Regions from separate parts of the Mus musculus genome. Here regions 2, 3 and 4 are each linked to region 1. A link is a loop called in an ENCODE intact Hi-C map of the cell type or tissue named here. Cell type or tissue: left cerebral cortex. All regions are shown on one strand.

Region 1 (8,000 bases):
CCACGGGTGTCTGGTGTCCTCCCGCTCCCCGGCAGTGAAATAAGGGGAGACTGAGGTGCTGAGCAGGAGCTGAGCCTGCTGAGGACCCACCAGACGCAGGTCTGCAGCTCACCAGCCCCCGGCTCAGGAAACCTTTGAGTGATGGGCACCAGCATTTTCCAGAATCAGGGTAGGGAGCTTCCTGAGAAGGTTTAGGAAGGCTATGAGTGATGAGAGGGAGAGTGCATGTCCCCTCTGGGTTTGTGTCCCCACTGTGTGTGTGTGTGTGTGTGTGTGTCCTGAGTGCACTCATGTCCCCAAGTGCACCTGTCCTTGGCATATCTTTGGTATGTGCAAAAGGCCCCTGTGTCTGGGTCCTATTGGTTTCTTTGTGCTTTCAACTTGTTCTGCGGAAGATGTAAAGGCACTTACAAGGATACATAAAACTCAAGAAGAGCTATAAACTGAGAGTGGGAAAGAAAGAAAAAGTGAAAAACGGAGCTGGGAGGTACTGACAGAGGAAGTAAGCACCATGGCTCAGGTGTGAGTGCTCCTTGTATCAGGTGTGAGTGCTCCTTGTATCAGGCGTGACTACTCCTCGTACACTCATTAGCACCCTTCATGTGGGCAGCATCAGCTTGGCCCTGGTGCCCGCTGCCTTATTGCTAACTCAGATTTGAGCTATGTGATCAACCTGCATCGAGGACTTGGGGGGCAAGCCCAGTGTCTGCTGGGACCCAGCTCAGAGGCCACTGCTGACTGGGTCATGTCTTTACTCCCACCAGGTCCCCCACATCATTAGGAGCCTCTCCCATAGGAGGACTTAGGGCTGTGACCTTCGGGTAGCCCTGGCCCTCTGGAAGCTGCACCGCTCCGTTGTTTAAAACACTGTCCATGGTTTTGTTTTGTTTTTGATTTATTTATTGTTATACATAAGTACACTGTAGCTGTCTTCAGACACCCCAGAAGAGGGCATCAGATCTCATTATGGGTGGTTGTGAGCCACCATGTGGTTGCTGGAAATTGAACTCAGGACCTTCGGAAGAGCTGTCAGTGCTCCTACCAGCTGAGCCATCTAGCCAGCCCCCTGCCCATGTTTTAAGGTGGCTTTGGAACACCTCTTGAGGTCTGGATTGGAAGAGCCACAGAGCCTTACCCAGGCCTGGGGCTGTCAGCGACAGGCATCTTCTGTCTAAACACAAGATACAAGCGGAATCTGTCAGTGACTCCCTCGGTGCCGGCTGTGAGGGAGGAGTTAAAACCGATATGTGACGTAGGCTCGGGTGTGTGTGCTTTTCTTTCCTTATTTATTTATTTTTTGTTTGTTTTTCGAGACAGAGTTTCTCTGTATAGCCCTGGCTGTCCTGGAACTCACTTTGCAGACCAGGCTGGCCTCGAACTGAGAAATCCCCTGCCTCTGCCTCCAGAGTGCTGGAATTAAAGGCGTACGCCACCATGTCCAGCTTCTTTCCTTAATTTTTAATCATTTTTTATGTGTACCAGTATTTTGTTTGCATTTATGTTGGTGTACCATGTGAATGCCTTGGCTACCGTGGAGGCCAGAAGAGGCTAGCAGATCTCCTGGAATTGGAATTACAGACAGTTAAAGCTTCCACGTGAGTGCTAGGAACTGAACCCGGGTCTTCTCAAGAGCAGCAAATGCTTACAAATCTCTCCATCCCCAGCAGGTGTGTTTGAAGCTGTCTGTGGAGATAGGTGTGAGACAAAAACACTGGGGTGGCCTTGCCCCAGATGGACCTCTTGACGCTGTGTGGGAAGCCGCAGCCACCACACAGGCTTACTGCTATCTCTGCTTTTATGCCCCGCTGTTACCATGTGAAGATCTCATATTTTCACAAAATCAGCCAGCTCCTAGGCTCTGGCAGCCTCTCTCTCACGACAAAGGCTGCAACAGATGTAGTCACTGTTTAGTGACACCTTAATCAGTAAGTCTTAGCAGTAAAGGATAGCCTTTGAGACCAGAAAGTTGGTCCTTGGAGGACAGCGTGTGCAAAGAAGGTCCCTAGGGCGTTGGAAGCAACCCTGCAAGGAGGCCTCACAAGAAGCCTCCATGATCCCACATTCTGACCATCAGTCTTTGAGGAATGTTTGGAGCAGCCGGGCTGAGAAAAATGAATGTCCCTCCTAACGAGCAGGGCTGGAATTCCAACTCACGTCTCTAAACATTCTAGGGCATAGGAACGAGGGATGGGGAGACTTTTCCCTTTGGACAGACTCTGACCCCTGTGGCACCTCAGTTTCTTCATCTTTGGGACAACAAAGTAGCTGGCCTTGTCACCAGTTATGATAGAGTATGAACAAGAAAGCCTAACTGGGGGGGGGCTCTCTCCAAGCAAGGTTTGTTTCTAGCCACTCTAGAGTCTCTGAAGGACTCTTCAGAGATGGTGTAGAGTGGTACACCAGCCCCTGTACCACTAAGTCCCCTCTGCTGGATCATCCCAGTAAGATGGAGGTCAGGCAGGCAGAGGCAGCAGGTCCTATCCTTTGCTCTCTGGCTTCTAGAACCACACATCAAGCCAAACCTCCAACCCATCTTATGTAAGAGTTCCCAGGGTGAATTTCTGCTCACTTTAGGGCACGAGAAATGGGCATCTCCGATGAGATCTGTATAGCCAAGGGGCTTCTCAAAGCCGTCATTTTGAATGAGGTCACATCTTGGATCTAGAAAATAATTAGAAGCCTCCCCAGCCCACCAAGGGCACATTGAGCATCTACCCACCCCAGATCCCAGACCCTTCCCAGCATTCTGCTCCTAAGAGGTCATAGAGAGGCCTCCCTCCAGTCCATTTCATAGACCCCCTCAAGAATGAGGCAGAGAAGAGAAAGGGTTAAAAAAAAAGCCGAGGCAGCAAGGCGGTCATGGGGCCTGGACTCTCTTCTAGGGCTGTCAGTGGAAGAAAGCACATTCCTTCCTCTGAGGGCAAGGTCCTCATGCAGAGGTAAGCTGAGGCAGGGCCACTCAAGTGAACGAGGGTGTACAGGACAGACCTGACTCATCTAGCAGCCAAGAGAATAGCAATGTACCCAGGGTGAGCAATGATGATGGTTCAGAGAAGTCCCCTGCCATGCAGGCATCCTTTAGAGTTTCCAGACAATATACCTGGGTCCCAGATCCTTGATTTCCTCAGCTGTAAAGTGGGAGTAGTGGCCATGGGATTGTTGAGGGGACTTAGGGTTATAAGTCCAAGCCCTGTGGAGCTGCACAGAGGACCTTGTCACCACTGTCACTGTCCTTCTGTGGCTGTTATGATTCCCATGGGAAGAAAATTCGCGCCAACTGGATGGGAAGGCAGTAGGAGAGAGTGCAGCCAGGGTGGGTGGCAAGGGGCCACAGATGCCGACACAAACAATCTGTTTCTCATAAACATGGGCACCCACACCAGCCGGCCGCCACCCGCGACTTGTACGAGTTGGGAAAGTGCGGGTATGTTTACTCTCACTCCCCCGTGCCAGCTGGTATGCTGGGCACAGCTTCACTCCCAGCTGCCTCGACAGCCGGCAGCTCCCAGCTCAGGGAGGGGAGTGTGAGCAGGGGCCCCTGGATCTTGCCTACAGTTTGGTTCACCTCGGGCTTGCGTCGCTGATATTTTCCCAAGACAAAAGTGGAAGACAGGGTGCTGAGAGTCTCCTTGGCAGTCGGTCACATGACTAGGCTGGGTCAGAGCTGGGTTTCTGGTTTTTAAAGCTCCATCTGGGGCTTCAAGGTACCCCTGTATTGAGTTTAAACAACAGGTGCCCCTCCAGTGGGGTCTGAATCCACTCCTTCTATACCTCAGCTACCTTCTTGGCATCTCAGCACCCTCCAGACAGAAAGGTGCATGCTGCAGTAGGTGCTCTGTTGTTGCAATAGGTACAATAGGTGTATGCATGGGCTCTGCTGTTGAGCCCATGTCCTGCGGATGCTGAAGGATGTGTGTTTCCGGTTCTCTGCTCTGTGAGCATCATCTAGACGGTGTTATTGGCAGAAAGACATATCTGCTGAACCCTTGAGGTTGGGCAGATATCCACTGTGAGGTATCCCCATGTCACTGCATCACATACCTCCAGGCCCAGTGGAGAGTTTTGAGTCAAAGAATGGTGGGAACTTGGAGGTAAGGGCTCAGGGATGCTACCCAGGACCTCCTTAGCAAGCATTAAGTGGACCATACTAGAGTTATTGCTTGTGACCTTGGATTTGGGTCATGAGTGGCTTTGGCCAATTAGAATTTGGTCTTGAAGCTGGGCCATGATGGCTCTCACCTTTAATCCCAGCACACAGGAGGCAGAAGTAGGCAGATCTCTATAAGTCTGAGACCAACCTGGTCTATAAGAGCAAGTTCCAGGATAGCCAAGGCTACACAAAGAAACCCTGTCTTGAAAAATCTAGAAAAAAAAAAAAGAAAGAAAGAATTTGGTATTGAAATACACTAAGGTCTACTCTCACCCTATTCCTCAAGGACCGGGCCATTTGGGAGGGTTTGTTATCTTTTTAGTAGAGACATCCATACTTCCTCTCTCAGTTCTGGAGAGATAGCTAGGTGGTTAAGAGTACTTGTTGTTCTTTCAGAGGACCTGAGTTCAACTTCCAGCACCCACATGACAGTTTACAATCATCTGCAGCTCTGGTTCCAGAGTATCACTCTCTTCTGGCCTCTGTGGGCACCAGACACACACATGGTACACAGACATACATGTAAGTAAAACACATACACATAAAACAAAACTAAATATTTTTCCCTCAAGTTTCTTTCATCCTTTGCCTGTCCCAGAACATCCCCTCGGTACAAAGAGAGCCAGGATGTAGGTAAAATTTAGTCACACACTTGAGTATCACATAGGCATATGGCCATGGGAGTATGTTATCTAATTATAGTAGCCTGGAGCCAAGCCACCATGTTGGGTGACTCTATTCGATCCTTTAGCCTCCTTGACAGCCAGGCTTGCATTAGTTCCAGTGACAGGGAACATGTTACTCTCTAAGCAATGAATGCTTCCAGGATTTGGGAATCTTGGATTGTAAGAAAGTTCCTTTAATTTTCCTGGGGTGAGATGGGTTCCTCTGTTCTCAGTAACCCTAGGAACACTGGAGAAAGGACCTCTCATTTTGGAACTCGGTGGTGGAAGCCAAGACTTTTGCCACATGAGATTCAGGCCACAGTAGACAATCAAGTTTACCAAGACTTTAAAGTCATAGTAAGACTGGTAGGACTGAAAGGGTGGTCAATGTCTACAATCACAGGACTTGGGAGTCTAAAGTAACAAGACCAGGAGTTTGAGGGCAGCCTGTGCTACAAAGTAGCAAGGATACTGTCTCAAAAAAGAAACAAACTGAAAATAAATCCCTGTCAAAATCCAGACTTGTTTCGAAAAGCAAAAACAGGGCCACACCCAGGAATAGGCTCTGCTTCCTCTATCCATGTGTAGGGTAGGTCAAGGAGAGGGACTTTCCTAAAGCCACTTTAGGGACATTTCCTCAGACTGGCCCAGGCTGGGATGATTTTTTTTTCCGGTTTATTGTTTTGTGTTGGATTTTGTGTCTTTTGAAAAACAAGAGATTGAGCCTTTTTATGACATGGATTTTACAGCTTAACGAGGCAGCGTAATTTCCCATTCTCAGCGGCAAGTGCACTTTTTACACTAATTGCATAATTAGACATAATGTACTAATTGCAGTAATGGATGACAGTCAACTAAACTTTAACTTTAAAAACAGGGAGGCGTTGCTGGGGGTGGTTGGAGGGACTTTATCCCCCCTCCTTGAGTTTTGTGAAGGAGATGGGGAGCTTACCTATGAAAGGTCTTAGCAGCTGCCTCTTAGGGCCCAAACCAGAGAGCCTCTGGGCCCTTCTCCCCTGCCCGGGCTCACGGAAGAGTATGCCACCAATGTGGTGTGCCCCCTCGGGAATGTGGGCTGTGCAGGTAGGGCAGAGCCAAGAAAGGCATCACCTGTGGCAGAAAGCCCTCCCCTGTGTGCAAGACTGGATTATAATGGGCTGGCTGCATCTGCCTGTGATGTCCTCTAGACAGTGTCCCCAGGCAATCTCTACTCACTTGTTAGCAGCGTAACAACCAATGTCACAGTATACAAACCCTGATTGTGACAATACACCGTGTATGGCTGACCCACCATGGAACCAACCCACCATGGAATGGTGGCAGTTAACAGTTGTGAGCCTGTTAGTTAGGAAGTCTGGTGAGTGGCGCAGGCTGGTGCCCAGACACTGACTGTGTATTGGGGGCTCCAGTGGCTCCTTGCCCTTGCCTGAGTGTAAGTTCTGTCCCTGGCAAGTGAAGCTGCCTGGAGAGTTCTCAGTCACAGACACAATCTAGTCAGAACACCCTGCATTAGGGCTTTCATGTTCCTAATGTGGGGGACCCTCTTAGTCCCAATAAGATGAGGCCTGTACCAGATCTGTCTTAGGTGATTACGTGGGAAAGAACTCCAGGTGCGTGGCCGTGCATCTCTCTTCCCAGTCAATGGTGATTAGTGGGATGTCCTGACTCTTGATGAGGATAGGATCTTGGTTAAGCAGCCTACTGGGGGTGAGGTCAGGGGCTTCACTCTGGCTCTGGTCTTAAACTGGTCACTGCCTGCTCTCCACTCTTCTAACCTACTTGCTGGTCTTGGGCTATCTTTTTTTTTTAAGATTTATTTATTTTATGTTTATGAGTACCCTGTAGCTATAAGGATGGTTGTGAACCTTCATGTGGTTGTTGGGAATTGAATTTAGGACCTCCAGCCCAAATATTTATTTATTATCATAAATAAGTACACTATTACTGTCTTCAGACACACCAGAAGAGGGCGTCAGATCTCATTACAGGTGGTTGTGAGCCACCATATGATTGCTGGGATTTGAACTCAGGACCTTCGAAAGAGCAGTCAGTGAGTGCTCTTACCCACTGAGTCTTCTTGCCAGCCCAGTCTTGGGCTATCTGTGACCCTCACTTTCAGTTTCCCTAATGTCTAGCACACCCAGCCTGGCAGTCAACACCGATCCTTGGTGGCCAACTCCAGGAGCCTCTTCCATAGGAGTGTTAGCTCTGCCATTTACAGTCCATTTCCTGCCCTCTCCATTAGGAACATGGAAGCTTGAGGGGCTGGGTAGTTAAGACACCCACCGTGGCTGTCAGAGATGTGGTAAGAGAAGGTTTAGGGAACGGCTGCTCACCTGGGGAGAGCAGGCTCTGAGTGGGGGCTGGGAAGCTGGAGCACCTGGCTGGGCCCCACGCTGAGCCTGAGCCTTTGAGGAGACAAACAGAAGCGAGGCAAGCCTGCATCAAATCTTTCTTGTTCCATTTTCTCTCTGATTTAATTTTCCAGAGATTAGGGCTCGTTCACCTTCACTGCGGAGAAGCCTCAAGAGTGTGCCTGTTTTTACTCCCAGGGTTATGTGGTTGGTTAGAGGATCCAGCTAAGTCTGCCAGTCCTCTGCCCCCTCCCCTCTGGAGTGGCTGGCTTCCCCCTGCCCCAGCTCTTCAGTATCATCACCATCTTGTCTGCCCCAAGCTCCTTTCTGGTTGGTCAAACTCCCCAGTTCATCTCTTCAAACCCTTATGCCCCCTTTCTCAAAAGTCTTACCTTCAAGTTTAGAGATGGATGCAGAGGCCAGAACTGTGAAGCACCCCAAGGCAAGGGCTTTGGATCAGATGAGCCCCGTTCTGTTCCTAGCTCTTCCATGAGCTTCATTCCCTTCTCTTTGGCTGTTGAATGGGGATGACAAGAATGGACTGTCTTCCAGGGGCCATCGTGAATCGGTGAGGCCAAGCATGCAAAGCACCTGCCCCAGAGTAAGCCAATGGGACACCTTCTATGACCTCCTCCCTTTCCTCTCTTTTCCCTCCTCCCTCTCCCTCCTCCTTTCTCTCCCTCCTCAACCTTCTCACCCTGGGCAGGTTAGTAGCTGGCTCAGGCCTAGGCGCCCCCCCACACACACTGTTGCCAGCTTTCTGGGACTTTATATAGTACCCCTGATGGGGTCTGTCCATGATACTTGTCCTGAGGTCTTTTGTCGCCTGTG
Region 2 (8,000 bases), 82 kb before region 1:
CTCTCAGAAACAACCAGAGCTCACCAAAGAGGGACCTTCCCACCTCTGTGAGGAGCATGGCGCTAACTCCTGATCTCTAAGGAGAGGACAGTGGGGGATGGGAGAGCAGGGAAGGACTGTTGGAAAGATTATGGGAAGAGCCAAGGGCAACAATGAGGGTCCAATGACCAGGAGTTGCTCAGGAAAGGGTCACTTTCCTCTGAGTTCACCATCTCCAGGAAATGTTCTCTCTGCACTTCCCTTCTCTGCTGTCTTGGATCAGAGTCCAGGTACCACCTAAGTCAGGGCAACAGAAAAGAGTCAATGATGTTCAAGTGCAAAGCCTCTTAGCTCTGTATACCCTGGCAGGTTCAGAGATGCTAAAGAGGGGGAACTCTGAGAATCTGCTCTGAGGACCCCCCCAAAACAGCCAACATATTTCCCCCACCCACAGACAGACTGGTGGACAGAAACAGAGAACCTCCTGTCTCTGCCCAGCCCCTGACTCCCCACCTCCAACCTCATCCTTATTCCCATGTCTCCTGTGTCGAGGGATCCCTCAAACAGAGTGGCTGAAAGGGTCTGTTGAAACCTGATTATAGGGGCCTCTAATGCTAGGCCTAGGACTCTGATGGCTAATAATAGCTGCCAGCTACAGCTGGGAACATATCAGCAGGTATGGATGTGGGTGGGACCTCGTGGGAGACTCTGTGTGTGTGTGTGTGTGTGTGTGTGTGTGTGTGTGTGTGTGTGTGTGTACATGTGCATGCAAGGCTAACTATGTGGGATGTGTCTGCACAAGTGCTGTACTATGGAAACACAAGGAGGTGTGAGGTTGTGTGTATTCGTGTGTGATTGTACACACACTCCCATCCCCTCTGAGAAACCCTTCTGCAAGGACTCACCAAGCTACTAAGGCACCCCAGCTGCCCTTCTGCCCATGGCCTTACCCACCTCTGCTGGCAGGCTGTGTGGGTAATGTGCACACACAGGGTAATGACACAGCAGATTGAGTCAATTTAGTTTCTTGGAGGAGAGCAGCTGTATGCATCGTGTGGCCAGAGGAGACTGGTGTGTGAGGAACTGAGACAGAAACAGGGAAGCCCGTGTGTGTGTGGAGGGGGTGGGGGTCGTGGTGCTTGGCCAGGATGCTACACTGCAGAAGCACTCCTGAGAGGAAAGACTTTGTGACCAGGAGACCAAGGTGGGACTGTGTGTGGACAGACTGGGAAGGATGCAGCCAGCAGGAGGAGGGCCTCAGTCTCCTCAGCTTGTTGAGGCCTCTCCTATTGTATGAGACAGGATGAGTGCAGTACCCAGCTTTTTCCTAGAATAGCTTGAAGTTTGGTTCTTTTAGCAGGTGTGAGTCTGTCCTGTTGGCTCTGTGGAGGAGGGGGAGTCCTGGGAAGTCTTTTTTTTTTTTAAAGATATATTTATTTTATTTATATGAGTACATGGTAGCTGTCTTCAGGCACACACCAGAAGAGGACATCAGATTCCATTACAGATGGTTGTGAGCCACCATGTGGTTGCTGGGAATTGAACTCAGGACCTCTAGAAGAGCAATTGGTGCTCTTAACCACTAAGCCATCTCACTAGCCCCAGGGAAGTCTTCTTTTAATTGATCCTGTCCTATGACATATATGAGAAGATTTGCTGACCTCACCACTGGAAAGCCATAACTCACTGTAAGACCATACTCTGATGATCAGACTCAGAGCTGCACATGCTGCATGTGATCAGAAGACTTGAGCAGTCATACATAGGCTGCCCTTGTCTGGGCTGTGTTCCACTGGAGAAAAAGATCTTACACACACACACACACACACACACACACACACACACACACAAGTCTTCTATGGCAGAGGGAAGGTAAGGAGGCAGGCCAGGTAAAGGGCTCACAGAATACTTCACCACTACAGATGGTGGTCTCTGAGCTACAGTTTGAGTAAGGGAATTAACTAGAGGAGAGTTTGGAGAGAGAAGCCACTCAGGTACTGAGGACAGCAGGACCACAGTACAAGGCTGAAGAGAACACCCTGTCGAGATGAACCTCGCCTGTGCTTAGAGGCCAAGGCTGGGACACATGGTTGGAGATGGAGTAGTTAGTGTAGCAGGGTGGAGAGAGCCTGTTGGATTGGTCCTAGGAACAACAGGGTGCCAGGAACATTTTGTAGGCCTCCCTGGGGACAGACCCTGAACTGCAGGTTCCTATGTGTTCAGGCACAGCCAGGTTAAGTACCCCTCGGGGAGACAGACCAGGGTGCCCCTGAGAAAACAACGTGTATGCATCAGGACCCAGGGATGGGTGTGAGGCCACAGGCTAGGGTGGCCATGGAGTTTACACTGTAGTATTAGCAGAGAGGCTAACAGAAAGTAATAGGGCATGCCTGTGATCTCGGCACTAGAAAAGCTGAGACAGGGGGTTCACGAGTTTGAGATAGCTTGAGCTACACAGCAAAAGCCTGTGTTGAGCAAACAAAAACAAAGCCTTAAACAAACAAATAAACAAAGTAGTTAAAAGACCATGTAGGACCTATACCAGGCAGTTCTGTAACCGCAGTTCCAGGGCAATCAGAAATCTGTATTTTACGGACTCACAAATAAAGATAAATCTTTAAAGAAAATAAAAAGAAGAAATCAGAGAAGTGAAGGCCGAGTAGGTTGTGATAATCTGGATACAGATTCCAGTTACTTGTTTCAATCAATTCCACTTTTGGCTGAAATAACTCGGGTCAGAATCTTACCTTGAGTCTCATGGACTGCACTGTAGGCTTGCTTAGGTGGAGCGGAGGGGATCGGAAAAGCGAGTGCACGAGAACTGACAGAAATGTAAGGTTGTCCAGGAAAGAAGCTGCAGAGGAGGGGACTGGGATGCCCTAGACCACGGGATGTGGAGTAAAGGGATTCGGGTTGAATGGAGCAAAGGTGGATAAAGTGGGCGTGGTCAGGGACAGCTGGTGAAGCTAACCTCAGGTAACAGAAAGCGATACAAGAATTGGTTCATAAATGGCCCTGAGTGGTGCCAAACGCTGCACAGAGAAGAACTGTGAAGTCTGGAGGGCAAAGCTTGTCCAGTGTGTGATCTTCCAAGTGTGGTCTTTGGGACTTGAGCCATTTCTGGGGCGCAGAAAGGACAAAGCCAAGCCAGGCAGAAACCCAGGTCGGCAGGAGGCGCTGTGGCGCTCAGTCAGCATCTCAGGTATGTAGACTGAGGGCGATCACCCATCCCCCACCACCCAGTGAAGGAAGGGCGTCTCTCAACAAATGTTTGTTGAGCTCCTCCCTGCCCTGCATGCAGGATAAGGAAAGGAGATGTGCGGAACAGGTAGGAGGAGACAGGAAATTAGGGGAGGGTCAAATGAGCAGCTCAAGGTGAGATGGGGTTCATCCCAGACAGGCAGCAAGGATCCCTATATAAGGCAGCAAGGGCTGGAGAGGCAAAGACCAAAGGGTAAGAACGGGGCTAGAACGGGACCCAGTCAGCCTGCAGCTGAGGGTCCAGAAGACTTGATGGCATCCGCATAGGCCCCCAACTGTTTCAGATTCTCAACTAGGGTTCTTCTTCTCCCGTCTATGAAATGTGGGTACCCTATGGCTACCAGGAAGAGGTGCAGGAAACAAGAGCCCCACCCTAGGCCAACCCCTCCCCACCCTACCAGTGGCTAAAAATAAAAGCAACAATAATTTCCTTAAATGAAACCTCCACTTAAACACTTAAAAAGCAATAAAAACTCAATTTTCTTTCTCTCAATTATTTTACTTATTCCATTTTCCAAAAGGTTCACCCTGTTATGAAGATGTATTTTTCCCCATCAGCGGCAGCGTTCTCCGCCATTACTCAAACTGCCTCAGCCTCCCTCTGCCAGGAGGGTCCCCTGGTCTCCGCGGCAACCAAGTGTGTGTGACTGCGTGACTGTGGCCCTGCCACCACTGCTGTTGCTGATGGGGACACTGAGGGGGCATATATCTGCCCCACTTTGGCCCTTGCTCAGTTTCCCAACCTATCTTCTCCAGCCACTCACACCATCACCAGGACTACAAGCCCCTCCCACCAGCTGCTGCCCTCTGACCTAGCCACTCAGGTTTGTCTGAGTTGCGGGGAGGAGACAAAAACCCTCCCACCCTCAGACAAGCACGCAGCTTGTTTCAGAGAAGTAGGCTTGGTACTTCAATCACACAAGCCTGACACTGTAAAAATTGGGTTTCCTGGTATCATTAGTGCTTTGTGATTGGTTCCATTTGTATGGCGCTTGCCTGGTTGCTCATCTCTGCTAATTGTTTTTACTTGTTCTTTCCATTTTTAAACTGCTGTCGTGTTGGCTTTTAATTTTTAATTATTGCTACCCCTCTTTTTTCCCTGTTGGTCCAGACCTCTCCCGGGTAAGGCTCTCGGTGCCTGTAGCTATAGCCAGCTCCCTTTCGATGGCCAGGGCCTAGGACCACCAGTATCTGTCCTTACTGGTCACGACACATCTGCATACTGGTACAGTGATAGAGCTTGAGCCCAGTCTATCCTCCAAACATACACTGGGCACCCAGCATTCAGTCCTAGAAATGATCTGGGGCTCCTAAGAGACAGTGAGGGGATCCACTGGATACAGGGTGCAGTGAGAGCTGCTTTTGTTCTCTTGAGGGACACAGCTATATCCCATCCACCTGCCATCTTAACCCTGCTTTCTTGGGGCCTTAGGCCTCTGAGACTTAGCGATAATACGACTGTAACCGTGCCCTCTGTCTCCAACCCAGTAGCTGTTCTCAGCTTTCCTCTGGATGATCTATATCTGGTCTCCTATTCTGATTTTTTTCTCTTAGTTTGCCCAAACGCTTTGTGCCTCTGCTCCAACCTAATCATAAATGTTCTAGAGTGCCCGGGCAAATTCAATCCTTTCCCCTAGCGGTGGCCTTACTGGACAGTAGATGCTGAGTTCTCACATGCCATTGGGCTTCTGCACATTCATAAAACAGGGACTATCCACTAGCCCCCAAAAGAGATGGGATGCGCTCAGAACTCATTGCTAAGAAAGGCAGGGTAGACTGAACCCACGATTGTGGCAGTCTTTCTGGGGCTGTTCAGAGGATGCTGGAGAGTGTGGGGGCTCCTGGGGCTTGGGATGGGCAGTCCCAGTGTTGGTCCAAAATGTCAGCATTTACCCAGACCCTAAAGTCATTTTCCCAATGGGGACTCTGAGGTCCAAAGGATGAGAGTGACTTCTGATTTAATAGGGATTCGTCTATGAGGCCTCCTTACTGTTGGGGAGATGAAGCAGGACGTACCAGTGGCCAGCATAGGAAAGAGGATTGGCTGTAATCATTGGTAGCTGAGGTTAGACTCACCTTGTTTGGTCTGTGCTGCTACAGAAAGACAAGAAGGGGCAGAACGGAAAGGTGTTTTATTAGTGTTTCCTTGGTTGGTTTTATTTGTTTGCTTTAAGACAGAATCTCATACTGTAGCCCAGGCTGGCCTCAAGCCTGAAGCAATCCTCCTGCCTCAGCTTCCTGAGCTTTGGAGGAGTGAGTCTAGTTACTCAGCTTAGAAAGGCTCTTTTACTGAGCACGGGCAAGGCCACGTTTAATCCCTAAAACCATCTTGTTTCAGAGGACTCAGGCTCAACTAGGGGCAATGACCAACCCTGACTTCACTCCTGGCAATCCCAGACTCCCCTGGTATGTGCCAGAACTCTTCCTCCCCAACTAAGGACTAAGTATGTGTTCCAGTCAGAGGGTCATCTCCACCTCAACCCTTTGTGAGAAGAAAGCTGTAAAAGAGCCGATAATCCCAGCACTCGGGAAGCAGAGGCAGTCGGATTTCTGAGTTCGAGGTCAGCCTGGTCTACAAAGTGAATTCCAGGACAGTCAGGGCTATAAAGAGAAACCCTGTCTCGAAAAAAACAAAACAAAAACAAAACAAAACAAAACAAAACAAAAAACCCCAAAACAAACAAACAAACAAAAGAAAAAGAAGAAAAAAAAAAGAAAAGAAAAGAAAGCAAGCAAGCTGTAAGAGGCCTGTGGAGCAGAGACATCGCCTGTCATGCTAGCCCTCCTCCATGACAAGCCCCCCAAGGTGGGAGATGGGGCTCCCATTTTGGAGCAGGTAGTTTGACAGTTTGCTGACAGCATCAAAGAGGGAAGAGATGCGCGTCTGGCCCCAACTTGGCCTCTACTAAAAGCATCCCGGTGTTCGTGCACTCTTCATCCTAAACCGATGGACTTCAAAGGCTGCGCTGGAGGAGGTGAGGCATCACTTAATGGCATCGCAGGCAGAACTGAAGAATTCAGAGACTGCTGCTATGGTTGCCTTCCTAGTATACCTGGTACGGTTCCCACAGCAGTCCCAGAAGACTGGAAGCCCCAGGTTCTACCGCTCTGTTAACCCAAGGATTTGCTTCCCCACTACTCCGGTGTCCCAGACTTTGGCCCCCTGCGGGCAGCGGACAGTGCTGCTGGAGCTCGCTGCTGCGGAGGGCAGCACCACCTGGACCGACGCACATGCGCGGAGCAGCCGCCTGGCCCTGCCGCAGCAGCCCGTGCCCCCCGCCGCCTGTGCACGGAACGCGCGAGCAAAGCAAACAAAGACGTATTGGTTTCTGCTCTATTAGAGGCGCAGGAGGGGGGAAATCAATGTTTAGTAAATGGGAAAAGAGAAAATCGTTCAGGAAAGACAGTCTATTTCCAAGCCGGAGAGAGGTTCGTAAACAGCACAGGCCATTGCGGAGGAAGCACGGCGAGCCATAAAACTCCCCCGAGCGGAGGAATGTTCACTTAGCGCGGCCGGCTGGGCAGGGTGCAGCGCTAACCCGGGTGCCTTAACACTAGACGCCCAGGACTCCTCCAGTAAGCAGAGATGGAGGAAAGGTCCTGGCTTGTCAGTGCAAAGTCCCACCTGGGCACCTCTTGTGTACTGCACGGCTTGCCCCTAATCCCTTTCATGTTCCACCATTGCTCACTGTGTCCTCTCTTAGCTTACTGGAGGCTGCCCAGAGCGGGCAGCGACACATCGCCCTGACTCTCCTTCACCAGCCTCGCCTCAAAACTCTAGTCATCCTAACCTGAACTCGGTTGTGTTCAGAAGGGTCAAGACTGCTTTCCAGAAAGGAGAGTTTAAGCTGGACCTTACTTCTGCAACGTTCTCCAAGTTAAGAAGGGAAGGGATGGGGACCTAAAGTGAAGCAATGTCCTACACAAAGGCCGAGGTTCTTGAAAAGTGATCACAGGCTGTAAGAGGATGAGTCTGGCCCGGGAAGGAGTGGTGTTGCTGGAGAAGAGGAGGCTTGGATTGGAGAAATTAATTGAAGTGGGAGTTGGCATCTTGGTAGTCGGAGGTACCTCAGCCCACACTTGGCCAGGCTGCAATAACTCCAAAGCAACTAGAAAAGCATCATCGCTGGATGGTGTGTACCTAAGGGAAGCTGCAGATATGAGGGTGAAGCTCGAGCATGTCCTGTTGGAGCCTCTTAGGATAGGATGGGTGTTGACCTCCTGCGATGGCTGGGACTCTGCTCCTTCCATCCCCACTGGGTCTTGAGGCTGGCATTCCCTTGCTTTAGAGAGGGAGGCTCAGCAGCACGCTTGCGACAGAGCCTTTGTCCTCTCCATTCATCAAGGCGCAGCAGGCTGCGCAGAGAAGTATTGAATTTTAGCTTAAGATGGATGGCACGACTACAGTCTCCTTTACAAATGAATTATATTTTGTTTACCATTTGTGTGTGTGTTTGTGTGCATGTGTGCCACGTGGGGGTATAGGTTTCAGGTCTATTCTGGTGAGGGGCATGCTCCCACCGGAAGACACAAGTGCTTAGGGATAGGAACTCAGATAAGAAGGAGCAATGAGAATGTAGGCAGCGTTTGCAAGAAATTTGATAAAGAAAACACCCTCGTGGGTGGGGATGAAGGAGGAGGATTTAGGGAAGGGAGGCCATTTTTACTATCAGTGTTGCTGCTACTGCCATATTGTCTCAGGACCACTCTCCTAACCAAGTCCCTTCCAAGTGAGCCCGCTCAGGGCACCGTGTATGATC
Region 3 (8,000 bases), 71 kb before region 1:
TCTCCTTAATCCCCTCCTATTCCTCCTCTGCCTCTGCGGTGCTGTGGTGCTGAGCCCTCGTGGCTCCCGCACTGTAATCTACAGCGCAGTTGCTCTGTGTCAGTGATTTAAATCCTCAGATGGAGCTGGTGACAGCTTAAATGGCTGCCATCTCCTCCCCATATCCACCGGGCCCTGACGAGGCCCCATGGGGAAAGCAGGGTTTGCTAGGTGGGGTTCAGACAGTATTTTCCAAGTTTGAGGGGTGGTCGGGCTGCTGTCCCTTGCTCCTGTGGAGGGGAGGGAGCCACACACGCTCTCTCTTTTCCTTCACCAGTGATCAAGGAGAGAAAATAAAAACCTCCATAAATACCAAGGAAACAGAGTGTCTAGAACCTGGCGCCTGTGCTGTCCCACCTGCACACAGGGGAAAGGAGAGTGGAGAACACAGGAGCGTGGCACCTGGGGTCCCTCTCTGCAGCCTGTGCTCTATGACAGCAGGGGACAGGATGGGACTGGAACTCATCTTCGCTCAGGCCCAGTCACCCCCAAACACTACCGGTGTTTAAACGCAACCCTCTTGGGCCCCCTTCCCTTCTCTGGGGTCTTTACCACTACACAGATCACTCATCCCTCACCTCCATCTTTGTTCAGAAACTCTGTCTATATTGAGATACTAAGGTGTACAAAGGTAGGGTTTGCTAAGGTTGCCAGTGGGTAGACATCTAGAGAATAAAGATGTCTTCTCCTCCTGGGTTCCTCTCTGTCACTGGGCTGAGGGTGGAGAGTACAGAGGCAGAACAGAGTGCCAGTTGTTACAAAGACTTCCTTGGCCCAGTGCTGTTTGTTTGGTTTTGTTTTGTTTTGTTTTGCTTTGCTTTGCTTTGCTTTGCTTTGCTTTGCTTTGCTTTGCTTTGCTTTGCTTTGCTTTGCTTTGTTTTGCTTTGCTTTGCTTTGCTTTGCTTTGCTTTGCTTTGCTTTGCTTTGCTTTGCCTTGTTTTCCCTCCTGCCTCTTCTCTGTGTAGCCCTGGGCTGTCCTGGGACTCACTCTGTAGACTAGGCTGGCCTTGAACTCACAGACATCCATCTACCTTTGCCTCCTGAGTTCTGGGATTAAAGGCATGCACTACCACCTCCTGGCTTGGTCTTCTGGTTTTAAGATAACTTAAACCAATAGGCCAGACGATATAACTGCAATGCACCTGCTGAAAGACCAGGCTGCTCCAATTAGGAAGGTCCGAGGACTGAGTTGGAGTGGCGCAGGTCTCAAATGGAGGGGGAGCAGTCTCTGCACTGCTTGAAGGGTATCAGAGACAAAATTTGACCTTTCTGGGACCTAAGTTTGATAGGGGAAGATGAAGCTTTTGTTAGCACTGCGCTCCTGCTCCAGATTTAAGGAGGACCACTAAAACAAACAAACAAACAAACAAACAAACAAACACCAGAGGTCTAAAGGAAGGAAAGGTGGAATTTTCTAGAAGAAGGACATGTGGAAATGATAGGTATTTTAGCCAGAGAGAACAGCATAAATAGAGCTGCCCTTTCAAGGAATCAGAGCTTATGAAACCTGGGGGAAGCATGACAGAACTCTAGCTAAGGAAGAATAAACACAGATCTCACGACCTCTCCTTGTCTTGTGTGAGGAGGCAGACTAAAGCACCCTTGTCTTCCAGAAGCGAAAACTGAGGTTCAGTGGGAATTAAATGACTCGTCCAAGGTCAACAGTTTTTGAGTGGCTGAGCTGTGACATATGCCCAGGTCCCAGTGCCATTTTTCAGCTCTGACCTGAGCCAGGATTCAGACTAAACTCAGGCTTGTGGCTTGCCAGCCTCTGAAACCCTTGCAAATCCCTCCTGGGAGTAGGAAGTGTCAGAGGAGTAATTAAATGATTGAATGAGCAGGGCCAGTGACTGGAACGAGGCACCAGGCCACACCAGGTGTCCTTCCAAAGAGCCACATGTCCCCACGTGGGGGCTCCAAGAGCTTGCACTGTAGGGGGGCCTGTCTTCCCATCACAGTGGGAGTCAAGCTGACTCAGTACTCTGTGCAGAACTATGGAACAGCAGGCTCAGGGCTTAGTTGGGCAAACTTCCCTATGCGTAACCAGTTCCTGCCACCAGACTGTTCATAGCATGGAGGGTAGACTCTGGACAGACTGGTTAGTGGCCAGCTGGGCTGGGGGAAGGGGGATGACTTCTCCAGATCCATTCTCAACTTGAATTAGTTCCTTAAACTAAAGCAAGCTTGGGGGGAGGTGGGAAACATACCTGGGGTTTCTTCCCCTATGCAGAACTCTGACCCAATGTCTTAGCCTAGCTCTCCCCCTCTGCCTACCATCCCAACTGCGTTAATGACTTTTTAATAAATTGAAAAATTGTTTCAATACCAGATGCGATCCTGGGACATTGTTCGTGACTGTATTGAGCTTAAGTCAAATGCTTTGCATCCCCAAATCCGACTGATTAATAATTACGAGGAGAAAGTCTGTCTTTACTGTAATGTGTTTAGGAAAACTGATGGATTTAATTTTTTTATCGGCCAAAGTAAGAAAATGTAATCTTTCTGAAAGTATCTAATACAACAATGCACCATAATTAGTTTCTCTGGAAACAGGCATAATGGAATAGAATAATAAATCACTTCTCCCATCCCTTCCTTCTGATGGAGAGAGATTTCCTGTCTGTGGGGCTGGGAATACAGCAGGGAACAGGGTTGGTAGGGACGAGGTGGCCATGGCTGTGTGGCCTCATCTCCTCCCCACTGACTGGGCAGATGTCGGCTCTACTTTTCCAGGGTCACGGGGCACCGCTTCCTCGTTCTCAGGTCAGGCTCCAAGCATTTTGTCAGAGGTCAAGACCCAGGATTTAGGAAGACAGTAACTCCTGCCTGTCTCTTGGCTCCATGTGGGCTGTCTTGACTACCTTCCTTGTCTAGGCAGCCTGGATACAGGGCCTTGAGAGGGCAGTAGTGAAAAAATGATTATTTTGGCTGAGTATTTAGAGATCCTGAGATGAGGGAGGTGAGGCAGGTGGGCAGAGGAGGGTATGTAATTCACAGCTGAGATTGCTCACAATATCTAACCAGCATGGTCCTTAGCCTGAGTTCTTGTGGCAAAAGAGATGTTAAAAGGAGGGAGGGGTAGAAGATGGATCCATCCCATCCCACTAAGAGCTATATGAGGAATGACTTACCCCCACTTCTCCAGGGGTGGCTTTACCAGACAGAATTCAGTCTTCCTGGACCTTACTCCCACTCTGGGGCAGCCCTGCCTGGCAGCTCAAGTCTTTAGTCTTCATCCCCTGCACCCCAACCCTGGGCCAACACCCAAAGTGTGTACTGTTTCCATCAGACTCTGGATTATAGCCTGCCCGGACCCCCCTCCCCCGCCCCCTTTGCTGCCGACAGGCCGCAGGCCTGCAATCAGTAATGACAGGATAATTGTTTGTTTTATTGATCATGGCCACTCTTCTGTGGCTCGGTGATGGATGATGTGAGAGGGGACACACCCTCTCGCTCTCGGCGCAGGCACCCTTCATACCAGGAGAACTAGAGATGCTTTTTCTTGGTCCTATTCAGTTTACCACCTCACTTCCCCCTGCTCTATGACAATGGAGCCTCGAGGCTGAGCCCTACTATCTCAGATCTGCAACCCAATTCCTTCTTTCTCCCCACTCTCTATCCTCGGATTTCTCCCTATAGCTCACACTTCAGGGGGACCCTTACCTAAGTTAGAGGTCCAGAGGAGCAGTGTGTGACTAAGGTATCCCAGAAGGTGTGTTACAAATGCCTGCAGACTGCAGGGTCCGTGAACTTCCCTCTTGAACGCTCTATACACTCTCCCAGCTGGTTTCTGTCTCAGCCTCTCCCATGGTAGGTACCTTGGCTACATTCTGGGCCAAATGTACTGCCTGAGCCCAGGTGAGGCTGCACCTTCACCAGTTCCATTTCTGGGAGACCCTTTGGGAACAGGACAGGTGTTCAAGTGTGCTCAAGTGCTATTCTCTCCTAAGCCTGTCCCCAGAGAGACCTCTGCTCTAGGAATCCCTGAGCCTCCTTGTCTGTCTACCTGAGTGCAGTTTACATTTGAGAGCCAGAAGTGAGAAAAAGGCTCACACAGGAAGATTAGGGACATCTCATTTCACCCCTCAGGATCCTGATGGACCAGTGGCTGGAGAAAGTGGGTATCCAGGACTGGGGGGGGGGGTAAAGGGGAGAAGGAAAGGGGGGGGTGTCATTTGATGCCCTGTCACTTAATCACTTTGCTCAAACTAAAAGTAGGAGTGCACCTTCCTGCCCCCTGGTGGTCAGGTGAGGCTGCATGGTTGGCTCTAGCTATCTAGGCAATGAGAGCAGTAAACAAAACCTGTGCTATTTCTAAGCTGGCCAAAGAATTCATCAACTGATGTGAGTCCTTTAGAGACCCCATCTTCATCTGCCATGACAACAGTCAATCTTCCAGGCTTAGCGGTTTGGTCAGCCCGCTCTCCGTGTGAAGATGGCATGGAGCAGAGAGTCTCAGCTGACCCATGAAGGACATGGAGCAAGGAAAAGAAATAAACCTTCATTATTCTAAGTCACTAAGATTTGGATGACTGTTATTGCAGCCTAACGGAGTCCATCCTGGCTGACATAAGAGGGAAGGTAGGCCCTCCTATATGAATCAGCCTATCTCCACCATTAATGGGCATCCCTCCCTACGCCTTGGTTTCCCTACCAGTGACCTGTCTGTCTTTTGGGACTGTGGGGAGAATCAGATAAGGGGAGAGCGTGAAGTCCTTGAGTCATGGAAGAGTGAACACGGTGTTTGTAGGTGGGGAAGGTGGCAGTGAATTATTGACCCTGGTTGGAAGGTGCTGTTGCCGCTGTGAGAGTGACACAATGTAGTGATAGTCACACTATGACAATAACAGCAGCTCTGAGCTGTTAGTAGTAGTAGTATTGGTGATACTGTTTGTGCTGGTGAAGAGGACAAGATGCACACATAGCCTTGGATGGACGGGAAGGCCTGGAACATTGATTAATTACCTCCACTGGACTGGCTAATTGTCCACTGATCTCTGCTGTTCAGGCACCCTGCCTGTCTGGTCCTGGCAAGCCTTCCAGAGCAGGATTGCATGGTGTCAGGGCAGAGGTTTTCAGACCCAAGACCTCTTTATTTGCCTTAGATGAGCATATCCCAGTGAGCCCAGAGCAGGCTTTTCCTGGGGAGCTGGGTGCTACCTGCCTGGGCAGCTGTACAAGGCATCAGATGGTGTTTTCTTAAAAGCTGATGGGTACAATATGGAATTGCCATGTGCTGAAGGTTTGCTCTGTGTGCAGACTGAGAAAGCGGGGGTGGGACGGCTAGGGGCTGGCCAGCAGAGCCTGCTTCCAGAGCTGCTTCCAGAGCTCAGGGAAACTGCCTTGTACCCATCAGAACCTTTGTCCTTTGACTCAGGATCTCTCATCAGTTCTGGGCAGTACCACAGACTCAGGAGCGATTGCCCTGACTTGCTATCTGGAACTCTCTGGCTACTAGAGGAGGGGGTTCTGCATCAGACACACCCAGAGTGACACATTTGACATGGTTATCTGAGTGAGGGCCAGGACAGAGTAGGTCTTTGGCTATACTTCCATCCCCAACCTACTTCTCTGGTACTGATGGGCAAACTAGGGTCAGAAATGGGTGAGGCAGATTGTGAAGAGCTGGGCCAGAGAGCTGTGTTCCTGCCTCCCAGTCAGGACACCTCACATGACACCTGAGTATGTCATTCTAACTTTTGCTGGAAGATACAGATGAAAATTAGGGGGTAGGAGGGAGAAACAAAACAAAACAAAATCAAAAAAAAAATCAGTACATTCTATTTTTGCTGAGTTGGCATTTCTGTCATCCCATTTTGAGGGGCATGTCTTGTCTGCTCTGAGGAGGTGAGGTGGGAGGGAATAACTCCATTTAAAAGCAGAACTAAAAGAAAACATCCACAGGCCCCATTTCACTGCACCAGACACGATGAGCAAACCATGGTCGTTAACATGATAAAAGTCACTTTGTCTGGGTGTAAAATTCATTTTCCCCATTTAGCACATGGTGCATTTGCCTCCCGCTGCAGTTCCTGGGCTGCAGTCTCTCCCCAAGAACATCCTGAGACTGTCCCCATTCCCATTAGGCAGGGTGCCTAAGACCTAGACCTCGCAAGGCAAGGACCCCAACTCCAAGAGGAACTCACCATATAGTTATTTCTCGGCCACAAGGCAGCTGCCCCACCCCTGAAGCCTTGAGAATGACCTTTAACCTTCTGATTCTGCCAGATCGGGGAATACTTGGCAGGACAGATATGTGGAGCCTTTGAGGACCCCAAAGACCTCCAACTGGCTGGATTGTTGACTTGGTTCTGTCACAGAGCACCTATAGGAGCTTTTTCTGCCTACCATGTACCCCAGCCTTTGCCTGTTCTTTATTAGCCCTGGGGGCCTGCCCTCAGTGTAGGTCTTCACCCCGCTTCCAACTCTCAGAACAGAGAGTTACCAATGCCTTACGCATGCTAGGCAAGGCCTCTATCACTGACCTACATCTCAGCCCCTGGAGGCTCCTTAAACAGTGTATCAGGGTCTCCACGTGGACTTTTCTGGAAAAATAGGACTCCGGCAAGCTTATGGCCCAACCTCGGGAGACCTATAAATTGTCCCCACCTCATCTGTCTGGGAAAAGGGGGTCCCTGTTCTTCAGATTCCACAACTCGCATGTGAAGGAATAGCCCTGGACTCCCGAGCCAGAGGAGCACAGCTCTCAGCTTCAGGGCTGGAGCCTGGGGAGCGAGGAGGCCCCAGCCCCGGTGTCAGGGTGCGGGAGGCGCTGTGTGCATGGCGGGCGGGGCCAGCAACAGCTGTTCACTTACTGAAGCTATTTTATAATATTGCCGGAGCTTTTAAAATAATCCCATTTCTGCGGAATATTCCCAGCTAATTGGAGCTGTCTCTTTCTTATTAAACAGAAAGGTTATAAAAATGTGTGTTGAGGGTTTAAGAGCAATACCTCTCGGCTGCTCTCATTGTTATGACAAAGATCACATACCGGAAGCCTGCACTTGGCGGGCTAGGCCAAGCAGGCTCTGGTAGCTGGGCTGGTATGGAGCAGGCACAGGGGCAGGGGCAGGGGCAGGGGCAGGGCAGGGGCAGGGGCAGGGGCAAGGACAGGATCTGTCAGAATCTCCCGGTGGGACCTTGCACAGCACCGGCTTGAGGAATGGCAGCCCTCCACAGAACAATTGCTCTCTAAACACTTAGGCTGCTGTGACAGGGCTGTCCATCACCCAGGCCTCTGACTGGGAGAATTCGAATAATTTACTGAGAGTCAGAAGGAAAAGGGGGAAAGTGATTCCAATTAGCTGAGCCAGGAAGCAGATGAGCTCGTCAGAGCCTCAGCTCTGGAAGACAGATAAACAGCCTTGGCTACACGATGGGGTGCAGTCCCCAACATCAGTTCCAGCAACTGAGAGACAAGCAGGCCCCGGGGACCAGGAGCCCCCCATTCTTCAGATGGGAGTGTGAAGCCTGCAGCTGCACAAAGGTTACCCCAAGGTCACTCCACAATGAGTGAAAGATGAAATGACTGAGGCCTGCCCAGGACCAGACTTTTCTTGCACCCCAGTCTGGTACAGAAAGTTCTACTTGACTCTGTTCTGGGAACCTTGGGACCCCTTCATTTCCTCCATCAGAGTAACCCCAATTACAGTCTGTCATATATTGGAGTCTTCATCAAATTTAGTTCTAAAAGAACTTCCCTGTTTTTTAAAAAGCTGGGTCTTTGAAGAGGCAGAGCTAATCTCTGAAGATCCGCTTACAGCCTGGCTGTTGTGCTATCTGCCCATGTTCTCAGGGGCAAATATAATCAGTCCCAGAGACTCTCCCGGAGCCTTGCTAACAGAACATTCTAGACTGACCTGGACCCTACCTCCTGGTCCTAGTCTCTTATTTCTCTGTGGGAAACTTTTTGTTCCAACTTCCTTCCCCCGTATTCCCCAACAGCTCCTAAGGTTCTGCCC
Region 4 (8,000 bases), 53 kb before region 1:
CGCAGAGCCCCGCGCTCCCTTGCGCCCCTCAGCCCGCGTCTGCCCCTCCACTCTCCACTCCGGGTGTCGGGGCGGGGGCTCTGGTTCCCATGGCATGCTGCAAGTGAGGGTGTCGGCTACAAACCCCCGTGGGCTGGCAGCCAGGGTCCCGGAGCTTCTGGCTGCGTCGCGAAACTTCCTTGCGGTGCCCTGCTTCCCATAGACCGCCCCCACCCCACCCCCTGCAACGGGACAGAGCAAAACATCTTCAAGCTTAGGGATGGGGTGGGGGTCGAGTCTGCCAGTTTATACTCCTGCCACTGTCCGGTGATAGAGGAGCCTGAGGTTGGTCGAGAGAATGGCCAACGACCCCTGCCCGGTAGACTTGGAGCCAGGCATCTGCCCAGTGTTTTATCCCTGGTGGGAACCTGGCGCTTTAGAGTCAGACGTGGGGTTACATCCACACCTGTCTTCTTGGGCCTTTTCCTTGGGGGGGGGGAGCGATACTGGATGCAGAGGGTGCCAGCGCCTTCTTGCTTCGGTCAATGTCACCTGTTCTTGATCGCCCACCTGAGGGGACGTCCCTGGATAGCTCAATAAGGAGGTAAAGGTGCTGGGGTTGGGTCAGAAGGTGAATGACAGGGAGGACCCCTGCCTGCTCCTGATGCTGACACTGTCGCTCCTGCTACCAACTGGGTAATAGCATTTCCAGGTTCTGCCAGCTCTTGCTAGTGGTTATTATGGTCAGTCTGAGCCTCTTCACCTTCCCCAAGATCTGGTAGAGTCGGGCAGATGTGTCTGGATAAGGAGTGGGTATTCTGCATGTGGCCTTTAGGACAACATCTGTTTCTTGACACCGTGCCTTAGCCATATGTCAGTGTCCAGACACCCTTTGGGGCATGGCAACCACCGTGCTTCTGTTTCCTGTCCTCAGCTTTAAGGAGCCACCTGTCCCCAGACTCCTTCACGAATGTCCTGGCCTAGGTTTGGGCATGAGAGGGAAGGGTCTGGCCCCAGAAAAGAGCCTGACTAGTCTGCGTCACAAGAGCAGTTCTGCCCTTGGGTAGGAGACCCCGGCTCTGCCACAGAGCCTGTCTACTTCAGCTGGTAGGTTCTCTCAGATGAGGAGAAAACAAACTCAGATGAAGCAGGGCTCGGACTCAGTCTCCCTGTCCTCTCCCTTATCATCACTCTCCTCACACAGCCCGGCCGTGTCCAGGAGGGTGATCAGTTGGCAAATTACAGGTGCCGCACGGACGTGTCCTCTGTCAGCTGTCTGGATTTTTCATGAGTGGATGGGGGGTGGTGCGGGGAAGTTCAAGGGTTGGTGGGTCGTGGTATTGTCTTTCATTTGCTGCGATGAGACTGGATCGAAACTATAATGTTTAGAAAGAGCAAAAGCATGTTTTTTATTGTTCTTTTTTTTTTTCTCAAAGCCAAGCCATTTTTTTTCTTTCCTAGCCATTTCCCAGTCCCTCCAGTGAAGGTTTAAGTAGTTATCTCTTTCTCTCCTCTTTCCTGCGCGTACACTGTCTCCCTTAGGACAATGTCAGACCCCGTTCACAGGGTACACCTGTCCCTCTGCTCTTAGCCAGAAGATGTTAGGTGGGTGTGACTACAGCCGCACATTTCCAGCTGGACACTCTTCCCTTGTTGATGTACTTGGAGTTAATTTGAGGGTTTGGGACATGCCTTGCAAACCATAATTAGGGGGATGAGAGAGGGGCTGAGGCTCTTGGGTCTAGCTGACAAATGTGTGACATCCAGGAGGATTTGCCATGACAGGCAGCGCCCTTCAGCTGCCCTGGTCCCATGAATGCAGATCTCTATTGATCCTTGGAGGGAGGAAGGGGACTCTTGTAGACCCCTCCCAATGACTGCGCTGGTTCTGGGTTAGGGCTTTTGTTAAACTGGCATAAAAGGCTGGGGCTGCTGCCAGGGCCACAGGGCTCTCTCTATGGGCTGCTCAGGGCTGAGTGGCACCCCTTAGCCTTTTCTTGGACCAGAGTAGCCAGGCTAGGAGGACACTGATACAGGTGGATTTTCAAGATGGAAAGTAGGACTGTCAGCCTCATGGTCCCGGGGTAGCAAGCCTTCCATGGGGAGGGCTCTCAGTGATTAAGTATACTCTCCTGAGTGTGGTGCCGTGGGAAGGGAGCTCAGCTTCTCAAACTGCTCGGTTTTAATCAAATGCGGGTTTAGGATCTGGTGGCCGTTATCCCTGTGATCGCTCTGGCAGCGTGGCTGTCTGCTATCGGGTGAAATGAACCAAGCCATTAGATTGCAAAGGGCAGAGGAGTTAGCACTGGAGGGAGGACGGGGACTTTGGTTTTAGGAAGAGGGGCCTCTCTCACCCTACCTGGATCCGCATGGGGGTTTCAGATGCATGTGTCATGCATGGGTGTGTATAGTCTCCTGTCTCGGAGGATGGAGCCCTAGCGTAGCGCACACTCCCTTTTACCTGCTTCGTTCTGTTCCCATTTACACCCACCCCAGTGGTCAGGCCAGCCAGTGCTGCTGGCTGAGAGGCAGTTCTTGCTGCTAATGGCCCTGATGTATTCTGTCTCTCTTTGTTGCCCCACACTCCAGCTATGGGGTTCCCCCCCTTCTCGTCTTACCTCCTCTTACCACTCTGTACCTAACCTGGCCTGCTTGCCTTTTTGTCCTTTCTGTTGGGTTCCTGTACCCAGTCCTGTGCTATCCCTGGGTTCTCTGTCCCCTGCTTAGTAGAGTAATGGTTAAGTGCTGATTAGAGTACCCGCCTGGCTGCACCTCTTCACCTAGCTCTTCTCTAGTGAAGTGATAGGTTTGGTGCCTCCCTTCCTCTGGCATGGTTGGGGAGCAGTGAGGGCCCCCCCCACAGAGGCTTGCACCCCTAACAAATGAATGTCTGTCAGAGTACATAAGTGCTTCTCTTCTGGGTGGGCAAATGAGGAGCAGCGCTGTGACAGGGCATGCGTCAGTCTAGCTACGGTTAATGGTGGGTGACGCGTGTCTGTCTGGGCCTCTGAATAAGTCTCCATCTCTCTGTGGCTCTCCCTGTTGGTGGGAGGCAATATTACATGTGTGGATCCCCCCCCCCCATCCTTCTAACAACCTGCCGCAGCTTTCTCAGGAGGGAGGGGTGAGGCTTCCAGGTCTGCTGTCGATAGAATGCACCACTGCCAGGTGCCTGCACCCCCTCCTGGGGTTGAGAATTTGGGGGAGACCTTTGGTCTTTCTGCCCTCTTATCAGGCTACTCCTCCTGGCTAGAAATGTCGGGCTAATCTCCTGAGAAGGGAAGAGGCCCACTTTAAAGTGGGTATCTTCATAGTCTGAGGAATCTTCTTCCAGATTCCTCACCACAGACGTCTCTGGGGAGACACTGACTCCAAAGTAAAGCGGGCACCACAAGTAGATCAAGTGAGCCCTTCAGCAGTCAGCGTCTCCTTCTCCACTCCACTTGAATGGAGGTGGATGCTACCAGCTCCCAGTGCCTCACAGGCATCCAGTGGTTCCTGTCAGCTTCTTGGAGGACACAGTTTGGAGGCGGGCTGGGTGTCAAGGATAAATAAGCCTTGCATGCTCCATTTTGGTCATCTTTTGAGATGACCTTGCCTTGATTTTCCATACCGAAATAATACAATCTTAAGAGGCTAGTGGGGAGAGCCAGTGGGGGAAGGGCGGCCTCCAGTGGGCAGCTACAACTCAACTTTCTTGGGCAGCAAGGCAGTGACTGTTTATCTCTGCATCAAGTTCACAAGCCAAGGCTGCAGAACCTTAGCTGTCATTTACAGTGCCCCCCTTAACTATTTTTTAATTAGATTTATTTATTTATTTATTTATTTATTTATTTATTTATTTATTTATTGAGACAAGGTCTCACTCTATAGACCAGTACATATGTAGACCTTTGAGTACTGGGATTAAAGTGTGTGTCACCATGCCTGAGTCTGACTTTCTTCCTGTCTCTATTCACCACCACCCTCCATGTCCAACTGTCCTTGGTGACCGGTGGGGGAGGATGCTATGAGGCTCAGGGTGGATTCCCCTCACTGAGCCCAAGATGGGCTGCTTGCCTGTACTACCAGCGTGTCCTCAGAATCCCCAGCCTGGGGTACTGAGCCGCACAGAGAGAAGGACCACCCAAAGCCCACATTTCCTAAAAGGACTGAAGGGCGATGTTCTGTCAACCCCAAGGGGATGCTGGGATGGGAACCCAGGGGAGGTAAGGAGAGGAGCTAAAGACCCAAGTGTTTTAGGAGGAAAATGAAAAGGAGGAGGATGTGGGAGGTGGGTGAACCCTCCCCGTCCCCCTCCACTTTCTCTCCTCCCCTACCACAGCACGCCTCTGTGACCTTGCTTGCTTTGTCCCTCTTTCTCCTCTGGGTCTCCTACAAGCCTGAGGGGCCATCTTTGGCCAAGGCTACCCTGCCAGCTCTACTGTACATGCCACCCTCCTTGTGTGCATGCTGGCCATCATGCAATGGCCCTGGGGCCCAGAACTGTCTTTGTCCTAGTGCTTTCACTGTGGCAAAGCCTGCCGATCAGGGTGCTGAGCCGGGGTGTGTGTGTGTGTGTGTGTGTGTGTGTGTGTGTGTGTGTGTGTGTACTCCATTTCCAGATTCTATTATGATTCTAGAAGGAAAGGTCAGGGGGCTGGTAGGGCCTGGTTTTCAATGCATATATGAAGTTGGAGCCTCTCAGTTATTTTTGCCAGGCCCACAAGACTTCAGAAGACTCTGGCCTTTTAGGTGCTTGAGAGTGTGCTGTCTGCACACAACAGGTGGGGCTGGGGTGGAAGGCCTTAGGTTCTTAAGGAAGGGCCCATTGATATTTCGAGGTTACCTGCAGCTTTAGGGGTCAAGGCAGGCAGGCCCTGCACAGTAGCATTGTGTATGGTATGAGACTGGTCTCTTTCTGGGAAAGGTCCTTTCTGTCTTGCAGCCCTCAACCCATTCCACAATGGCCAGGGAACCCTTGATCTGTGTCTTCCGGTGATTGGGTCCTAGCCCCGGGAGGGGCGCTGGGGCCTAAGGTTCCCAAGGTCCTCAAGGTAATAGTGATGGCTTTCCCATCACAGATGCAGCCTTGCAACTTGCTGAGGAGAGCCTCCTCATGACAGGTTTGTTTTTCCTGGGGCCCACTATCTAAACACGAAGCTACAGAATCAATATTCGGATCCCCGGAGGGAAGCGTATGTGTGATTTGTACTTCTCCCTTTTTTTTCTTAAAAAAAATTTTTTTTTGTTTTGCCTTCCCTTTTTCACTCATTCTTTGCAACCTCAAGAACCGCATTAATGTCACTAAGGACCTCAGGGGTGGGGAAGGTGTCACTACCGATGACCACTGAGACTGAAACGCCCACAAGTGCTTCTGGAGTCCCTGTAGAAGGTTTCTGGGGACTTCCTTAAGGACTCAGGAGTTCTGTCCCTTGGATGCACACAGTTTGAGCCTGACCTTATGCAGACAAGTCCTGTCCTGCTTCTATGAGACTCATCAGTTCATATGGTTGTCCCCATCCCTCAACCTGTCCCTTATCCTGGTCCTGTTGTTCCCTATGGCCCCACAGACACCCTTAGCTAACTGGTCTGGTCTGATTTTCTTTGTCCACAGCTACTGTTCGTGCTAGAGGCTGAGCCTGGTGCCAATGGGGCTTACTAGGAAACCTTGCTTAGCTGTGTGTGTGTGGGGGGGGGGACTCTTTACTTTGGTTGGGTTGCAGCTGTCAAGAGCAAACCCAGCAAACTCAGCCCAGCCCTTCTCAGAGAGCCAGCTTCCTTGGTGACCTTGGGCAGAGGTCCTTCCCTCCTGGGTCTCAGTTTCCTTTCTCCTCAGATCTCTCGACTCTGACATTCCAGCACTCTAAGAAGACAAGTGTGGGAATCTGTCTTCTGTCTCCTTTCTGCACTCCATTCTAGCAGGGATGAAGTGTGACCCACCCCAATCTGGCCCTGCTCTTTTTGTGTGCATGAGGTTGTCTGGGCCTGGTACCTTGGGTGCCTTGAAGTCTCTTTGCTTCTGACTGACCCACTTTGGGTTAGATTAGCCTAATTGTTTAGCAGAGAAAGAGGAGAGGAAATCTTTTCTGTTGGTCATTAACCATCTCTCCCAACCTTAAAAATGATGCTCATCAGACAAAGGGAACAAGAAAGGAGACCTCCCCACCCCAAACAGTCTCCCTTCCATCTCCTTAGATCCTGGACCCCTTGTTTCTACTGGGTTACTCCTTCCCGGATAGATTCTTTCTGAGCAATGCCCTCTCGGTATGTCCCTGAGAGTGCCCCCTCTAGGAGTTCATGACCTTGGGTACTTGCTAGGCTTCTCTGGGTTTTTGAGGTCTCTGTGCTACTTCCTTGAGTAGGGATGGCATGGATCATGAGGGATAGACCTACTTCCAGGCCCTGGATCTAGGAGGGTACACAAATACGGCTGTGCCTGCCCTGAGTGCACCTGTCTCTTTACCTATAGCATCCACTATTCAGTCAGATCCTATAAGGGAACAGCCTGGGGCCAGTTATAGTTTCTGGGGTTTTCCTGTTGTACAGGGAGGGCCCTTACTTTGGCCTGAGTGTATATGTAAGCTTTATGTAGGATTGCTTATATATGTATGCTCATGAATGCCTTTGCAAATGTGTTGGCTGTCCATCATACTTGTTTACACGTCTACTTGTGTGCCTGTGAGTAGGTGTGTGCTTAGGTGTATTTGTGCTAGCAATGGTGTTTGTATGCACATGGGTAGGTGTGCATATGCATACGTGTTTGTATATGTACACAGGCACAGGTGTATGCACACAGGCACATATGACCTCATGCCTCTGTGTGTGTGTGTGTGTGTGTGTGTGATGCAGGCACATGGCAGTTTATCTCTGCAGCCAGAATGTGCTTGCCGTGCCCACCTCCTGTACCTGCCTTTGATGTGAATGCCAGAACTTGGTGGGCGAACGCTGGCAGAGAGAAACAAAGCCCCCTGCTTGTGAAGACCCGTGTTTTGCAAACTTTTATGTCAGGAACAGCCTGAGTTAAGGCTGAGCTGGAAAGTTTGATCATCTACCAACTGGCAGGATGACAGTCTGCAAAGAAAACACACAGAGGCTACGTCCTTGTAATTCAAATTTCTGCGAGCTGAATGGCATTCAGATTCACTGGAGGACTCGGAACTCAGAGGCGCTCTATGCGGCCTTTGAGAAGTGAAGTGTCTTTGTAAGTAGCCCTTGCATGGAGAAAGTCTGTAGGGGTCACGTGGAGAAGGGCAGGGTCCTGGCACTTTGGAAAACCTTTGGCTGTGTGACCTTAGGCTGGTGGGTTTCCATCTCTGCACACTTCTCATTTGCACCCTGAAAGGCAAGGGGCATCTGTAGCAGGTTTCAGGTCCACGTCCAGTGCAAGATGTCCAGGAGGTCAGCAGTCGCCATTCAGAATCTAGACTTGAACCTGTGTGTTCTATTCAGTGTCTCTAGTGAGATTCAAGGATGCATTTTTTTTTATGTGCTGAATCTTTGTGAAATTGGCTGTCCTGGTACCCTACATTAAGGCACTGGCCTTTGGGGCTATCCAGATTGTGGCCCGGTGGTCCTGATGTCTGAAAGAACTGTAAGTTTAATTTTATTGGTGTTCTTAATGTCAGTATGTTGGGAGGTGAGCTGGCCCAAGATTCTATACAATTTGAGAAGTGGTAAATGTAAGGAAAGGCAAAGGTGCCTACAATGGCCCAGGAGCCTTGTGGGGCAGGGGTTTCTCTGAAGGGGCAAGGAACCTGGGTGAAACCGGCTGAGCACTGTGGGCCGTGCATGCATCCTGGACTTAGGAGGGTCACAGCTACCAAAGCTGCAGGAGAGCCAGATGCCCCCATCTGAGGGAAACTGAGGCCCAAGGAGAGGGAGCGAGTCTTTAGACACACATTTATGTTGTGAGCTCAGGCTCAGCACATAGAGCTTGAAGGATGATCCCCCATGTGGCCATCTGCACACTGGGACATGTGGTCATTTGTCTTAAATAGCCATATCTATGGCCTGGGGTGAGAGAGCAGCGGGAACCAACC

Evidence for each region. A loop is a pair of places that touch in the nucleus more often than their neighbours do. Peaks named below come from ENCODE experiments on the same cell type or tissue, not always from the same donor. Only the 100,000 strongest peaks of a DNase experiment are listed, where the experiment ranks them.
Region 2: it touches region 1 in a loop (2.6-fold over the local background); 22 of 42 quality-filtered maps call a loop at or near these places.
Region 3: it touches region 1 in a loop (3-fold over the local background); 5 of 42 quality-filtered maps call a loop at or near these places.
Region 4: a loop joins it to region 1, with 1.9 times the contacts of the local background. A loop is called at or near these places in 3 of 42 quality-filtered maps.

What each region holds. Positions count from the first base shown.
Region 1 is chr9:107,453,436-107,461,435 of GRCm38, forward strand. The region is part of intron 2 of Cacna2d2 (calcium channel, voltage-dependent, alpha 2/delta subunit 2); the gene reads left to right. Among named protein-coding and RNA genes, the nearest start is that of Gm34037, 33 kb to the right of the region's middle. In left cerebral cortex, no CTCF peak of the experiment used is centred here; a DNase peak (open chromatin) is centred at 3,425.
Region 2 is chr9:107,371,627-107,379,626 of GRCm38, forward strand. No RefSeq gene overlaps it. Among named protein-coding and RNA genes, the nearest start is that of 4930429P21Rik, 22 kb to the left of the region's middle. In left cerebral cortex, CTCF peaks have their summits at 3,144 and 6,398; no DNase peak of the experiment used is centred here; H3K4me3 peaks cover 530 bases.
Region 3 is chr9:107,382,627-107,390,626 of GRCm38, forward strand. No RefSeq gene overlaps it. Among named protein-coding and RNA genes, the nearest start is that of Cacna2d2, 13 kb to the right of the region's middle. In left cerebral cortex, a CTCF peak has its summit at 4,298 (motif pointing left); a DNase peak (open chromatin) is centred at 5,267.
Region 4 is chr9:107,400,313-107,408,312 of GRCm38, forward strand. All of the region lies in intron 1 of Cacna2d2 (calcium channel, voltage-dependent, alpha 2/delta subunit 2), which reads left to right. Among named protein-coding and RNA genes, the nearest start is that of Cacna2d2, 4.4 kb to the left of the region's middle. In left cerebral cortex, a CTCF peak has its summit at 3,021; no DNase peak of the experiment used is centred here; H3K4me3 peaks cover 1,109 bases.